2 separate regions of the Mus musculus genome follow, and region 1 is linked to region 2. A link is a loop called in an ENCODE intact Hi-C map of the cell type or tissue named here. Cell type or tissue: heart. All regions are shown on one strand. Each heading gives the region's core, and the rest is flanking DNA. Links, peaks and the distances in the headings are about the cores only.

What was found. Peaks named below come from ENCODE experiments on the same cell type or tissue, not always from the same donor. Only the 100,000 strongest peaks of a DNase experiment are listed, where the experiment ranks them.
Region 1: it touches region 2 in a loop (2.3-fold over the local background); 2 of 42 quality-filtered maps call a loop at or near these places.

The regions. Positions count from the first base shown.
Region 1 is chr7:65,938,684-65,947,020 of GRCm38, forward strand. All of the region lies in intron 6 of Pcsk6 (proprotein convertase subtilisin/kexin type 6), which reads left to right. Among named protein-coding and RNA genes, the nearest start is that of Gm51486, 12 kb to the left of the region's middle. In heart, for the core only: no CTCF peak of the experiment used is centred there; no DNase peak of the experiment used is centred there; H3K27ac peaks cover 1,002 bases; H3K27me3 peaks cover 1,902 bases.
Region 2 is chr7:66,051,344-66,059,680 of GRCm38, forward strand. No RefSeq gene overlaps it. Among named protein-coding and RNA genes, the nearest start is that of Snrpa1, 4.8 kb to the right of the region's middle. In heart, for the core only: a CTCF peak has its summit at 4,221 (motif pointing left); no DNase peak of the experiment used is centred there; H3K27me3 peaks cover 1,125 bases.

The DNA of each region.
Region 1 (8,337 bases), core at 145-8,144, 110 kb before region 2:
AGCTATTTCTCTGTTGTGAGTCCCTGAGATTGAACTCGAGTTTTCAGGCTTGGCAGCAGGCGCTTCCACCGGGCTTCCACTGAGCCATCCTACCACCCCATTTCTGAATACTTTTAAATTTCAGCTTGATTTTTCTCTTTAATCCTAGAGTTATTTAGAAGAGACTTAGAAAACTATCTAACTGGATAAATCTTTCTGGTTCTGTTTCTGGTGTTTAGTTCTTGCATTAGGTAGGGCTCACAAAACTCAGCATGGCCTGTGTGGCTGCCTGCCAGCTTCCTTTGGTGTGAAGACACTTGTGTTTGATCTGAGCCTCACAGTATTTTGTTTTTAACTTAATTCACAAAGTAAAGGATTTTATGTAAGGAAGAATATGTGATTGGGCTTACTCTTGAAAAACTTGAAGCTTTGGCCACTTACGGTCTCACCCGTCATGGTCACAGACACTGGCAGCTGCATGGTGGCCCTTCCTAGCCCAAGGGAGTGTTCTCTAACCTGTGTCATGGTCTTGTTAATAACTGGATACTTTGTCCCCTTATCTTGCCTTCCAGGTGCCTGTAGACATCTACATTTGTAACTAGTGTGTTTGATCCATCTAATGAAACATTTCTAGAGATTAAAATTAATTTGTTTAAGAGTTTCATATGCATATATACATATAATACATCCTGATTAATCTCATATATGTATATTATTAATATATATTATTATATATAAATAATACATTTAATATATACTAATATAATATACTAATATATTAAATTTGCTGACAATTATATATAATATACACACATGTATATATGCATATATATATATACATATATATATATTTGTCAACAAATTTAATTTACTAAAATCATAAGTCTCTGAAATGTTTCATTAGATGGACCAAGCAGGCTGGTAATAAGTTATATACCCAGTGCCTTCTTGTTCACCTCACCCTCCATCTCTCTCACACTCTTCCCTACAAATCCATTTCCCACATTCATGTCTTTTGGTTTTGTTCTGTAGTTTATTGAATTTAACCAGGGACATCTCTGTGATCCTGTGTTTGTAACCACCCACTGGCAACAGTGACTCCCCTCTCCAGAATGTTTCAGTAGCCAGTAGCTCAGCAGGGAGGGGTAGGATCCCATGAGCTCCTCCCATATCCATGACAATTGACCAGGGCAGTGTTGTACCAACTCAGCGGTGGTAACACTATCCACTCTGAGCTTGTGATTATATAGCTGCCTGATGCAGGGATTTTAAATTCAAATCCAAGTCTCAAAATTGTATCCCTTAGTCTTTACCATTCAGTGTTGCTGATAAAAGATCTCTCTTTGAGCCTAGCCTTTAATGTCTGGGCCATCTCTCCAGCCCGATAAACGATCTCTCTATCTTCTGTCCCTTCCTCCACTTTGGATGTTACTTTCTATGACGTTAGTATAGTTACTCAGCTCTCCTTTCATGGTTAATTGGATGGTCTATTTTCCCATCATTTCATTTCGAACCTGCCTGGATTAGTTATATTTATATATGTAGAGAAAGAATATACATCCAAACATGGATTTTTAAACCCACACTACCAATCTATGACCATGAATTACCTTATTTTGAGCACTTTATATTTAATGTCATTATTGATATGTTACTGATATGTTATTGATCTGTTAGGGCTTAAGCCTAACACTTTATCTTTAATTTTTAAAACTATATCTATATGTCTTTGTGTGGATTTGTACATGCAGTACAATACCCCTGTAGTTTGAAAAAGATTGTCAAATTTCTTGGAGCTGGCGTTCCAGAATGTTGTAAGCCTCCTGATGTGGCTGCTGGCAACTGAACTCAGCTTGTCTACAGCAGCGGAATTTGCTCACTCCATGCTTGACATCTAATATCTTGCTTCCTGTAATTTTATTTGTCTTTCTCCTTCTCCCTGAAGGGTGATTAGGTGCTGCTTATATTCCAATTTGATTTATCTATGGTCTGCTTTACTGTATAAAAATGCATATAACTGATCAGACTATGAATAATTAATTAACTATCTAAGGCCCCCTCACCTTCCTTTACACCTCACTCTTCTCCCCCTGTGTAATATTTATAACGGCCTTAACATACACATATTAGAACCACCAGACAGCGTTGTGCCTCAGCTCTCAACTGTGATACAGAAAAGTCACGAGGAGCCCTGCTCAGCAAGTCTGTAATTTTGTATCTCTTTTAATATTTGCATAGACCTTAGCTTTTACTTTGAGCACCTTTCCGGCCCTCCCTTTTATGGGCTCTGGTGAGACCGTTATGAGATCTTTGCTGTAGTTCTTTTCCTTCGCCTGTGGGCCTCACAGTCCATGCGTTTCTCCCTTCCTGCCTTGCATTTACTGAGCTTGTCATTTTGATGATAGTGCCTTCCATCTTCTATCTCTCTGCTGATAATCTCCACTTGTTCGTTCATGTGTTGTCATTTGTGTCAAGCATGCTTGTGTCGAGATTGCTGACAGACACTCTCACCATGGCCTCTCGTCAGTCTGTTCCTCCACTGTAGCATTCCTTTACAGCTGCATCATTGCCGTACTTGGAGTGATGTGCGATTTTCACTAGAAAGCTGTGCATTTTGTGTAGACACTCTTAGTCTTGCTTAAGCCTCCCATCTTAGCTTTCTCTGTGCCATAGTTCCAGCAGGGAGGGCTACTGCCTCATTAGGGCACATGTGTGTGAGCATCCATGTTCTTCCCCATCCATCCTGGGCATGATGGAAACGCTATCTCTGTGTGTATTCAGTTATATCACTGGGGAGTGGGGGGGGCGTATCTCATTACTGTGACCACTCCTCACCACATCTCCTATTACAACTCCAGGGAAGAACCGGGGGAGGGGGGAGCACCTGGATGCTGCCTGGCAGGGGGTCAACAATGGACTTCTCATGCCTGCATGACTTCATGAGAAGAGCCCTTCTTGTGACTGGAATGATAGAGGTCCTGCTTTCCTCTTACTGCTTTCTGACACCACTGGGCTTAGGGTGGTGGTGGTGGTGGGGTCTTGTTAGTTTTTCACAGGGGTGGAGGTCCAGGCTGACCACCCAACTTTGTGGGCTGGTACTGAAACTTCCCTGTGCTGTTGTTGGCTGAGGTCAGGTGGTTGTTTATGAACATTTCCTGTTGGATTCCTAGGCTGCCCTTTTTCCTGCTGCTTACACTGGATAAACAAAGTTTTTGCCCCCCCCCCTCTTTTTTTTTCCTTCTGTGTATTTCCAGTGATATTTCTGGGTTGCCATCATCTTCATCTCTAGCTCTGGAATAAATGAGATTAAAAAAGAAGACAGCAAACTGAATGTAGTAATGTGTGCCTCTAATCCTAGCACTTAAGAAGCTAGGGCTGGAGGATGGAGAGTTCAAGGCCAGCCTGAGACTCATAGCAATGTCAGTGGCAGCAGTGATAGAGACACTGTTCCACACTGTCACCCAAGAAGGCAAGGGAGTCCTTTTTCATTGTATAGGAAGCAAATGTGAGATTGTACTGTCCTGAACCCAGGGGACATATGGCCACCAGTGTCTCCAAAGCTGTCACACACAACTTCAGCTTCTTCATAGATGGCCAGGCTGAAGAAAGGATTTTCAGGACAAGCTAATGTGGGAAAAGTTTATTAAAAATAGAAAGGTTCCGGGGAAAGAATCAGCAAACCCAAAAGCAGGGATGGGCTCTTAGGGAAGGGTTGTCCTGTGTGAGCTTGGTTGTCGATTCTCAAGGGAGAGCCGCCTTTAAGCAGCTGAGCACTATTTTGGTGGTTCCCATGTTACATCTTGAAGGGATGCTAAGATTTTTTTTTGTTGTTGTTCTTTTTAGATTAACCAGAAGCCACTAGGTGAGGATATGACATTTTACTCGAAGGGGGTTTCTAATGAGATTCCTACAAAATTGTGGGATTTATAGTTGGGAAAGTAGAAAGAAAGCTTTAAACAAATTCTGTGAGCTGTGTCGGGATTCTCGAGTCTCAGCTGGTGAAAGCTTCATGCAGATGTCAAGGGTGAGGAGGAGTGTTAGACTCCAGACCACAGCTACTGTAAGGACACTGAAAGCCCCACCCTTCCTTGCTCTTGCCATCATGTGCCTGTGTGTGTCTATCTTTCTATCCTGCCCCAGAAAGACTCTCACAAAACAACAAAACAAAATAAACCACAGACCACACCCACAAAAGATATGATGGGGCTTGAGCAATGGCTCCGGGGTTAAGAGCACTGGCTGCTCTTCCAGAGGACCCAGGTTTGATTCCCAGCACCTACATGGTGGCTCACAACCATCTCTAATTCCAGTCCTGTTGGGGCACAATGCCGTCTTCTCAATTCTGGAGGCACTGCATGCATAAAGTACACAGACAGACAGACAGACATGCAAGCAAAACACCCACACACATGAGTTAAAAGGAAGAAGAGACAAAAAGGTGGAAGGTGGGGTGGGGAAGACCCAAGATTTCACTACTATGTAGTGATCTTAACAGAAGAAGGTCAGAATCAGCCTGCCTGCCTCTCTGCCTTTCAGAGTTCTCTCCTGTTTCTTGTACGCTCTTCAGGGTTTGGCTTTTTGAAGTAGGAAGAATGGAGTTAATTGTAGCTTTCCCATCTCCTGGAATCAGGAGAGCTCTAGTGATTCTTAACAGATACTATGTGTGGCATCTTGCATGGTTTTGCGCATACTGACACTTATGTTGGAGGGCCCCACTCACCCCCCCGCCTGCATTCACCCTCTTATCCCATCTTTGGAGACAGAACCCTGCTGTGCGGCCCGTGCTGGCTCCAGATTCTCCATCCTTCGTCCCTGGGTTCAGCAATGCTTGGATTGCAGGCATGAGCCATGACATCTGACCGTGTTACTTTTCAATTCGAATTTGGATTTCTTCAGATATTCGCTGGGTTTGGTTGCACACTCACAATTATGCCTATAAATTTCTTGTCTCTGAGTGAGCATCAGTCACCTGGCAGGTACTGGCCCTGTCCCTTTGGAAGGGTACTTACTGGGTGGGCTGTCTAATCTCAGGACACCATCCCTTCTCTCTGACCTACCACCATCTCTCACGTGGTTCATCTCGGAATGACTCCTGTGCTGCTCCTCGCTCTCCTGCAGGTAGGCAGCGATCCCGGGGGATGCTTGGGTAGGATCCCTGCTGACCTGGCACCCAGCCTGTGGAACTGCTCGCTCCAAGCAGACTTGCTCCAGGGCACTTTCTCCTGCCACCCGAATCTCATCTCTGTGCTCTATTCTGAGGGACATCTTGCGTGACTGTTCCAGAGTTGTTCTTTTCCTTCTTTTGTTTGAAGTCCTGGAAATTTGGACCCTGAGAGGAGGGAGGTAGGCTGTGTGTTCACTTCACTTCCTTGCTCCAGCCCCCTTAGGATATCTTTTTATTAGTACAACAGCAGCAGCCACTGCTGACTACTTTGAGTTGTGACTGCAGCACCAAGTTGTGTCTCTACATCTGATCCTCAGCAGGATTGTGTGAACTGGTGTCATCGTGGTCATGTCACACCGTCAGAAACAGAACTGAGCGGGGAGGTGACTTGTCACCTCCAGGGTCAGGTAACTGCTAAGAGGCAGAGCATAGGTAAGCACAGGCCTGCTGACCTGAAGGCTGGCTTGTGCCTTTTCTAGCCTAGCTCTCTGGTGCCAGGGCATAGCAATGACACCCTGAGGTCAGCTGCCACTGAGCCACTTAACATTTCTCTTCTCTCTTGCTTGTGAGCCTTCCTTTTAAGTCCCATTTTACAAATTGTTCATTTTATTTTAAAATAATCTGACACACTCAGAGGCCTCCTCCTCGGCTTGCTGTTTGTTTTGTTTGGCGATGCTGCTCGTCTCTCGTTGCACCTGCTGTCAGCTGGCATACGTAGTAGGGGACTTGGCTGCACCCTTCCAGCACAGTTTACCTGCCAGTGGAGATCCCCCGGGCAGGCCCATCCTGCAGGTGTCTGCGGAATGCAGAGGCCTCACTCAGCCTGTGGGTCAAGGAGGTGAGCCTGTTCAGCATGCCAGCTGCTCCTGGCTGCACTCTGCATTCAGCATGCTGTGAGTCGGTACTTCTCAGCCTTCCTGATGCCCCAACCCTTTAATACATAACACACAGTCCTGCGCGTTGCGGTGACTCCCTAATGATAAAATTATTTTGCTGCTACTTCATAACTGTAATTTTGCTACTGTTATGAATTGTGATATAAATATCTGTGTTTTCGGATGGTCTTAGGTGATCCCTGTCCGCAAAAGGGGTCACAACCCACAGGTTCAGAACTGTGGGTCTGACAGAAGCTCTCTGGGGACACAGATGTAGAGGCCTAAGCTGACCTTGCTGTCAGGAATGCTCAGTAGTGTGGGATAGCCTTTGGCCAGTACCTAGCCTGTGCTCTTATTTAACATGATGCAGGAAAGAGGGTTACGCTGAGGTACAGAGATCAGGGTCCCCTGCTTCTAAGACACACCATTATCTGGAGGAACTCCTGGCTCCCGCAGGCCGCTCAGGAGATGGTGGCTCTAGGATGCAGAGCAGGAGAGGACCCCAGGACCCCGAGTTTGATGGGCATTTGGAGCAGTGTCCCCTGCTCGGCCTCCCTGACTGTGGGCAGCCTCTCCTGTCTTTACTTGTCCTCTGGGAAGCAGAAGCCAACAGCAGCAGACATTTCTGTTGGCGTTTTTTTACTCCAGGCTTTGATTGGGTAACTAAATCATGGTTTGTTTTTTCCTTTCATAAACACAAAAAATGTTAAGTACATAACAACTAAATTAATCTGTGCCCATAAATTGGTTAATTATGTTAATTTTGAGTCACAGAATTCTGCCTCATTAGCGCCTCCGTTAAGCAGTTGACGCTTGTGAGCATTTTAAGGCAGCTGTTTAAGCTCCAAGTTAATCGTCAAAGCAGAAGGATTTACAATGCACAGGAGGCCTGGGAGATTTGGTGACTGTGAGAGGCAGTGCTGTCAAGGAAGAGGGGTCCCCACTTCCCTATCCCTCACCCCCCACATCATGTCTAAAGTGCTTGCCTGCTGGGTCTGGAAGTTCCTAGGAAAGTCCTGAGCTCCTGGGAAGGGGGAGTTCGACACCCTGGTGACCACACCCTCTCCAGGAGGATAAGGTGAGCCTGGCTCCTGATATCTTGGGCCGCCCAGGTCAGAGTTCTAGAGATAATCCCCCAAACACTGAGGAGGCCCTTCCTTCCTGATGGCCCTGAGAAGGATGGACTAAAACAGTCGAGCAGTTCCTCAGGCTTATGAACAGCTCCAGGGCAATCTCCCTCCCTTCATGGCTGTTCAATGTCTTACATTCACTACCCGCTTGCCTTCTTCAGAGGCCAGCTCCGGGCATGAGTTGGCTTTCTCCTTCTCAGCTGCACACCCTCTTGGGTTGCTGTTCTTGCCTGTGGTGTAGATATGTGAGTGTCCCGTGTGTCTCCGAATATATCCCAAAAGCGTTCAGCTCTTTGCTGAATTCCCAAGTCACTGGAAAATTCACTTCTGATCCTTGTCCTGTTCCCCATGTCTGGGGACAATGTAAGAGTCAGGGCAGGCATTGCCTTCCTGCACCAGTGTTTCCCAGTCTGTGGGTCACGACCCCTTTGAGAGTTGTATGTTAGATATTTACATTAGGAAGTAACAATGGTTGTGGGTCACCACAACACGAGGAACTGTATTAAAGGGTTGCAGCATTGGGAAGGTTGAGAACCTCAGCTCTAAACAATAGCTATATGACTTTTCTACCCTTCTGTTTTCCTTCGAGACATCAACAAGACCCGATTATCAAAAGGGAGTATGGTTTTCGTTATTACTTAGGTTTGGCAAGGCCATCTGATGAGCAGATGACTGCCACTAATTGAAAAGGTAGCATGTGACTCAGATCTCCCAAGAGGACAGGCTGCATCACACCATGCTGGGCCTCCTGGGGAAGCGCCAAGGTCCGTCAGGAGTCAGGCAAGCAAGGGAAGCAGAGGGTTCACTGCTGTTTCCATAGGAAGGCAAGGTGAGGTATGGAGAGCGGGCTTGCTATGGCCAGCAGCAGAACTGGCTACTTTAGATGACTTCAGCAGAAAAGCAAATGTTCCTAGTCATTTGCTAACTGCCCTCCCCTGGTCAGATTCTGAGGACGCAGTAAGGGAGTCACCCAGGTAGAGACTGGTTTCCATGTGGAATATAGACTTTTCCATGCAAGTCATTAACTATGCCTAGAAGTTAGTCAAGGCTGAAGAGGAAAGTCTCTTCGGGGTTAAGACCTCCAAGTGTCAGTGCATTACGAGACGGAGCTAACATGAGAACCTGCTCTGTCGAAGCCTTATCTTGGCAGTTCAGTTACGAAGCCCATGGGTACATGCACATGGCTATG
Region 2 (8,337 bases), core at 134-8,133:
AGGAAAGAATCAATTCCCATAGATTGTCCACTGACCTCCACATGTTTGCTGTGCTGCACAAATACTCATACACACACACACACACACTACACAGTTTTAAAATTTAAAAATAAGAGACCCTCTTTGTGCTGGGCGTGGAGGCGCACACCTTTAATCCCAGCACTCGGGAGGCAGAGGCAGGCGGATTTCTGAGTTCGAGGCCAGCCTGGACTACAAAGTGAGCTCCAGGACAGCCAGGGCTATACAGAGAAACCCTGTCTCGAAAACCAAAAAAAAAAAAAAAAAAAAGACCCCCTTTGCGCCACCAAAGCCAAGTAAGGTAAAGGGGACCTTGACGGCATTCACCTACCTCTGACAAGTACCATTTAACTGGGTGACAACCTCCCCCCTCCACGGCTACTGAAATCCCTGCACTCACAGAGTTACCTGCCTCTTGGGATTTTCACCACAGCCTGTGAAGCCCATAGTGTGTATGTAGAATCCTTTAGTTGCAGATAAAGAAAGGGCGCCAGCTAAAACTGGAGAAGCAGGGGATGGGCAATGCTTCAGAGACCCAAGGTGATTCAGAACGTTGGGGATGAGTGCACCAGAGTCTGGGGAACCCTATGGGAGCACTGTCACCTGGACCCCTTCTCCCCTATAACCTACTTGTCATAGGACAAATGAAAAGACCACTGTCATCTATCTCCCAAGTGTGGCTGGTGTTAGTCCAGACCCCAAACTAACTTCCTGGCTGTTTCTTGGCTCTGCTTCCCTGGGACTCTGCTGAGCCTGTCTTGCACAGTGATGGCCACAAGAACTGCTTGTACAATAGCATAGCCATGGAAGCTCTGTGACAGCGGAAAGGAGTGAGTATAGCTCTTAAAAAGGGGACAGACCAACCGCCCATAGCAGTCCACCACCAACATAGACAAGGCAGGGTTATTGGAGTGAGATTGTAAAGGGGTAAGTGGCTATTTCTTTCTTAAACTTCTCATCTCCTTGAGCAAAAGACTTGGCTCCAACATTACATTTCCTTGCTACTATTTTTCTCCTTCCTCAAACTGTACATTTTGTATTTCTTGTTGTTCCACTTGCTCTTTTTCACTATAGATCTGCATCAGAGTATTCACTGGTAACGATGTGACAAAGTCAGAATTACATTGTCTTAAAATGTCCTTTTCTAACATTATTCAAAAACACTTCAATTTTATCCTCTGGTAGATTTTTTTTTTCCAACAAGCAGTCACATTCGTTGCCCAAATATCACAAGAATAGTCTCTAATATTATTTCCTTCTGAAACCTCTTGAGCTAAGCCTCCATAGTCTACATTGCTCTCAGCATGATCATCTTCAATACTACTGTGATGGCTCATTAAGTCCCACTTAGCGTTCAACCATTTTTCTAGTCCAAAGTCCAAAGTCTTCCACATTCCTTCAAATAAAAGCATAGTCAGGCCTGTCATAGTAATACCCCACTCCTGGTACCAACTTCTGCCTTAGTTACTGTTCCATTGATTTGAAGAGACATCACGACCAAGGCAGCTTATAGTATAGAGTGGTTGGTTAACTGGGATCTTGCTTACGGTTTCGGTTTCAGAGGGTTAGTCTATTATCATCACAGTGGGAAGCATGCAATCATGGTACTTGAGCAGCAGTTAAGAGCTTATGTCTTGATTTATATAGACAGCGAGAGCAAGAGCGAGAGAGAGAGAGAGAGAGAGAGAGAGAGAGAGAGAGAGAGTCGGGGGAGGGGGAGACAGAGAGACAGAGACAGACAGAGAGAGAAAGAGACAGAGACAGAAAGCATGGGCTTTTGAAACCTCAAAGCCCACACCCGTGACATGCCTCCTCCAGCCAAGCCATGTCTCCTAATCCTCCCCAAAAAGTTCTATTAACTGGGGACCAAGCATTCAAACATCTGAGCCTATAGAGGCCATTCTCATTTAAACCACCACATAGAATATCCACACTAAGAGTAACTAGACATTTCTTACCATTCCTATGGAGCCTATTATTATAGGATTCCTGTTCCTATAAGAACCAAAGTGGCAACAGCCAAGAATGTCTTATTACCTAAAAGAAAAGTTCTCAACTAGGTTCATTTGCTTTTTCAGGGGATCCTCAACAATGTCTGCAAATGTTTTTGACAGCTGGAGGGTGTCATTCCCATCTATGGAGTAGAAGACAGGGATGCTACTACACTCCCTACAGTGTGCACAAAGGCTTGACAGCCAAGAAGTATGCAGTCTAAAATGTCAGTGTGCTCAGACTGAGAAAACTTAGCAACCGTAAATGAAATTAAAAAGAAAAATGTTTGAAACATCATAAGGCTATTAGAACCTACTTATGGTTTGATGTCACTCATTTGTTTGCTAGAGCAACCCACCCTACTCCTGGTAACAATTTCTGTTTTAGTTAGGGTGACTAATGGTCATGAAACACCATGGCCAAGCAACTTGAGGAGCAACAGGTTTATTTTGTCTACACTTCCTCATCACTCTTGATCACCCAAGGAAGCCAGGGCAAGAACTCAATCAGGGTACGACTCTGCAGCAGGATCTGACTCAGAGGCCCTGGAGAATTGCTATTTACTGGCTTTCTCTTTGCTTGTTCAACTGGAATTTTTAGAGAATACAGGACCACCAGTCCAGAGGTGCCCCCGCCCACAATAGATTGTGTCCTCCTGCATCAATCATTAATTGAGAAAATGACCAACAGGCTTAGCTACAGCCAGATCTTATGGAAGAATTTCCTCAATTGAGGTTCCCTCCTCTCAGATGACTCTAGCTGTGTCAAAGTTAGCAGGCACAACTGATTCCTTATCAACTTGACACATAAACATATCAATAGCTTAGTAAGCATAACACTTCCTTTCTTGTTATCTCCAAGATATTACAATATAAAACATATCGAAAACTCTAAAAGTCCCAAAGTCTTTATAAATTCAAACACTTTAAAAATTCAGTCGCGGGGCTGGAGAGCTGGCTCAGTGGTTAAGAGCACTGACTGCCTTTCCAAAGGTCCTGTGTTCAATTCCCAGCAACCACATGGTGGCTCACAACCATCTGTAATGGGATCTGATGCCTTCTTTTGCTGTGTCTGAAGACAGGTACAGTGTACTAATATACATTAAATAAATAAATAAATAATCCTTTAAAAAATGTCTAGTCTCTTTAAAAATTCAAGTCTCTTGTAAAAGATCAATACTCTCAACTGTGAGCTCCTATAAAATAAAAAATAAATACTTTCTTATTTGAAAAGAAAGAACCAGAGCACAGTCACAAGCAAGGCAAAGCCAGGCCAAGTTCTAACCCTGTAAATAACTCTGTGTCCAGTGTCCTACTCTTCTGAGATACCCAAAGGGCTTGCCACAGTTCCCCCCCCCCCTTTTTTTTTTTTTTGTTTTTGTTTTTTTTGTTTTTTTTGAGACAGGGTTTCTCTCTGTAGCTCCAGCTGTCCTGGAACTCACTTTGTAGACCAGGCTGGCCTCGAACTCAGAAATTCACCTGCCTCTGCCTCCCAAGTGCTGGGATTAAAGGCGTGTGCCACCATGCCTGGCTCCCCTTTTTATAGTAGAAAAATATTCCTACATCTTTCTTTTAAATTTACTTTTTGAGAATTTTATATGGTATATTTTTATATTCTTTCCTGTTCCTCACCTCCTCTCAGATCCCTCTGCCTCCCCCCACCTCCTCATATCTACCTACCCAACTTAAAGGTATTTCTAGCGCTTAAAAAAACCAGCAAGATTTTGCTGAAAGGACCCTGATATAGCAGTCTCGTGTGAGGCTAGGCCAGTGCCTGGCAAGCACAGAAGTGGATGCTCACAGTCAGCTATTGGACAGAACACAGGACCCCCAATGGAGGAGCTAGAGAAAGTACCCAAGGAGCTGAAGGGGTCTGCAACCCTATAGGTGGAACAACATTATGAACTAAACAGTACCTGCAGAGCTCGTGTCTCTAGCTGCATATGTAGTAGAAGATAGCCTAGTTGGCCATCATTGGGAAAAGAGGCCCCTTGGTCTAGCAAACTTTATATGCCCCAGTACAGGGGAACACCAGGGCCAGGAAGTGGGAGTGGGTGGGTAGAGGAGCAGGGTGGGGGAAGGGTATAGGGGACTTTCGGGATAGCATTTGAAATGTAAATGAAGAAAATACCTAATAAAAAATTGGAAAAAGAAAACAAAAAACAAAAACAGCTCTCTAGTCCAAGGACTCCACCTAGTGGTTCATTCTGGAAGTAAGGAAAGTTGGAATCATGTTGATAGTTTGGGATATTTGTGTGGGGGAGGAGGGGATTCGTTAGTTTTGTTTTGTGTAATTTTTAAACAATCACAAGACAAAATTATAGAAAAGTTATATGACATAAAAATATTTTCCTGAACAATGTGAGAGTAATTTTCTGAAATAATGTCCACTATAATAGTGTCTCAAACACTTTAGAAGGCATTTCTTTTTTTTTCTATTAATTATTTATTCACTTTATATCCTGATCACAGTCCCCCCTTCATAAAGCCCCTCCTCCCATTCCCCCTTCCTCTCTGAGAAGGGGAGCCCCCATCCTCACCCCCCCCCCCCAGGTATCAACAGCCCCGCCTAGCACATCAAGTCACCACAGGACTAGGCACGTCCTCTCCCACTAAGGCCAGACCAGTTAGGGGAACAGGAACCACCAGCAGCAACAGAGTCAAGGACAACCCCTGCTCAGTTGTTGGAAGAGCCACACGAAGACCAAGCTGCACACCTGCTACATAATGTACGGAAGGCCTAGGTCCAGGCCATGTCTGCTCTTTGTTCAGTCTTTGGGAGACCCAAGGGTCCAGGTTAGTTGACTCTATTGGACTTCTATGGAATCTCTATCTCTAGATCCCTCAGTCCTTCCAGAAGACTCCTTGAGCTCTGTCTAATGTTTAGTCAGCTTCTGAGTGGAGCCTCTCAGAGGACAGTTATGCTAGGCTCCTGACTGCAAGTATTGTTGATAGTGTCCTGGATTGGTTCTGGCCCAGGGGATGAGTCTCAAGTTGGGTCAGTTATTGGTTGGCTATTCCCTCAGTCTCTACTCCATCTTGGTCCCTGAATTTCTTGTAGGCAGGACAAATTTTGGGTGGAAGATTTTGTGGGTGGCTTGGTGTCCTTATCCCTCCACTGGAAGGACACAGGAGGCAGCCACTTCAGGTTCCATATCCCTCACCACTAACTAGGATTCTCAGCTAGAGTCACTCTCATAGACTCCCTAGAGCCTCCCCTGTCCCACATCTCTGGCACATCCTAGAAATGCCCTACCCCACCCCACTCAACCCTGATTTTCCTTCACTCTCCCAGCCCTCTCCCTGGCTCTCCCTACACCTGATTCCCATACCCACCTACCCACCCCCATCCCCCTCCTTATCTCCAAAGAATGTTTTTAGATATAAGATGTAGCTAAGATTTATATTTAAAAACTATAAAGAACAAGAATAACCAAAGATATGAGAAAAAGTGAAGCTTGAGTGTTCTTTTATAAAGCATGTATTATTATTAAGACAGTATGATATTATGCCAGTAAACCCATAGAACAGAATGTCTAGTCCAAAAGCTGAGCTTCATGAGTTTGGACACTTGATTTTGACAAGAGTGGCTTTGAAGAGCTAAATAGAAAGAATGGTCTTCGAATATGGTGGTAACTTAATTTTCAGATGGTGCCTCAGTTAGGGTTTTATTGCTGCGACCACAGCAATTCTTATAAAGGACAACATTTAATTGGGGCTGGCTTATAGTTCCACGGGATTAGTTCATTATCACCATGGCAGAAACATGGCAGCATGCAGGCAACATGGTGCTGGAGAAGGAGCTGAGAGTTCTACATCTTGATTTACAGGCAACAGGAGAGTGTGCCATAGTGGGCATAGCTTGAGCACAGGAGATCATAAAGCCTGGCCCTACAGTGACACATGTCCTCCAACAAGGCTACAAGGAAGTGCCAGGGGCAGGCTTGTTAGAGAGAATAACCTGGAAACTGGTCTTGTTTGGGAGTAACCTAGGAGTAATGCTAGATGCTGACTTGTTAGTTAACTCGAGTTCAACCTTAGGTCAGGCTCTCTAAGATGGAGTCTAAACCCAGGATCTGGTCTCTCGATATCAGTGTTGGGTGAGTGGTGTGGTGGTTTGAAGATGCTTGGCCCAGGGAATGGCACTATTAGGAGGTGCAGCCTTATTGGAGGAAGTGTGTCACTGTGAGGGTGGGTTTTGAGACCCTCTTTCTAGCTGCCTGAAGACAGTCATCTCCTTTTTGCCTTTGGAACAAGATGTAGAACTCTCAGTTCCTCCAGCCCCGCGTCTGCCTGGATGCTGCTGTGCTTCCCTGCCCTGATGATAATGGACTGAACTCCTGAACCTGTAAACCAACCCCAATTAAAGGCTGTTCTTTGTAAGTCACCATGCTCATGGCATCATCTCTTCATACCAATGGAAACCATAACTAAGTCAGAAGCTGATATCAGGGACTTGGGAATTGCTGTGATAGGCCTGACACATTTTTGTTTGGAGGAATGTGGATTTGGGGACTTTGGAAGCAGTGAGTTGCATTAAGTGCTCAGTGAGCCATTCCAGGAGGAATATGGAAGACACTGATACTGAGGGTGTTTTCAACTGTGGAGATTGTTCTTATGCTGTTTTGGTGAAGAATGTTGCTGCTTTTTGCCCTTGTCTGAAGAGTCTACCTGAGGCCAGGGGAAAGAGTAAAGAGGCTAAGTAAGGTAAAGGAAGTCTCAGAAAAGCCCAGCATAGACTTTGTCCTCTGGTTTACTCTCACAAAGAGAGTTTTGATCATGTGTAGCAAGCTTAGAAAGGAAAAATACAAAATATATGGTTCAAGTATATTGAAAACTGGCACCATGTAGGGCAATGGAGCTAAATCCTGTGCTCAAGATCAACAGTTTAAGGGAGTAGTAATTTCAGGGCAAGATCCCATCCCAGCTAAATTTATTGTTTATGTGTTTGCAGTTGAACAACAGATAGTTATGCTATTATGACCAGGTTATTGCTTTCATTTGGATATAAGGAGATGTGACTGTGTGTCAAATTGGCATGGGGTGACACAAGCTTTTGGTCTGGATCTTGAGACATAGTCACCATGAAGAGCTTAGGTCCAGGCATGGTGGTGCACACCTTTAATCCTGGCATTCAGGAGACAGAGCCATGCAGATCTCAGAGTTCAAGGTCAGTCTACAGAGCAAGTTTCAGGACAGCCAAGTATTAGGCAGTGGAGTTGAAAACAGAAAGTTGGTGATGATGTAATAGAGGAAGGGGGCCGTGCTCCTGCCCCAGCAGAACTCCGCAGCTTTACCCATGTGGCTCTGCCTTTAGAGTCCAGAATAGAAGGGACTTCTGGTTGGCCCATGATACTGATTAGCTGGAGCAAAGAAATTAGCAGTGACTAAGAAGAGACCAGCATTACTGGAGTGAAATCTTCTGGGAAGTGTGTTCTGAGAGCCCAAAGAAAATGTGTTCCAGAGATAGTCAAGGTTGTACCTCATGCTGCAGCTGGACTTGGTAATGTATAAGAATCACCCAGGTGATGCTAGTTTTGAAGGCACAAAGGGATTACGAACAGCAGCTGAGGCTTGGCACTGTGAGAGGCCAGGGATGGTCACTGGTGAAGGTGTAGCCTCAGTTGGAGTTGATGGCCCAGGGCTGAAGGGGTCACCACTACATAAACTCACTCCAATAATCCTAGCACATGAAGATGGAGGCAGGAGAGTGAGCTGTTCAAGTTCCTTCTCAGGTCAGTCATTCCATGACTCAGCAGGTAAGAGAGTGTGTACAGCTCTTTCAGAGGACCAGAGTTCAGATCCCAGCAACCACGTGTAACCCCGACTTCAGAGTATCTGGCACCTCTGGCCTTTGTGGGTATCTGCACTCATGTGCCCAAAACCACAGAGATATAACAAATAATTTCTAAAAGTATTTTTAAGAGTGTTTTCTGCTCATGCTGAGGACCAGGGGTTGACTTCTAGCACACATGTCCAAAGGATCACAACGGCCAGCTCCAGGGAATTTTAGGCTGAAGCCTCCCCTGCACCTATACACAGGTGGGCATGTACATTAATTAGTAAGCTATGATTTAAAAAAAATACGCATATGATTTCGTGCATTTAAGGCTTGGCACTGTGAGAGGCCAGGGATGGTCACTAGTGAAGGTGCAGCCTCAGTTGGAGTTGATGGCCTAGGGCTGAAGGGGTCATCACGTATACACAGGTGGGCATGTACATTAATTAGTAAGCTATGATTTAAAAAAATATGCACATGATTTTGTGCATTTAAGCCTTTGGAGACAGAGGCCAAGGCTCTGCAGGTATATTGTATTCACTGTGGGGC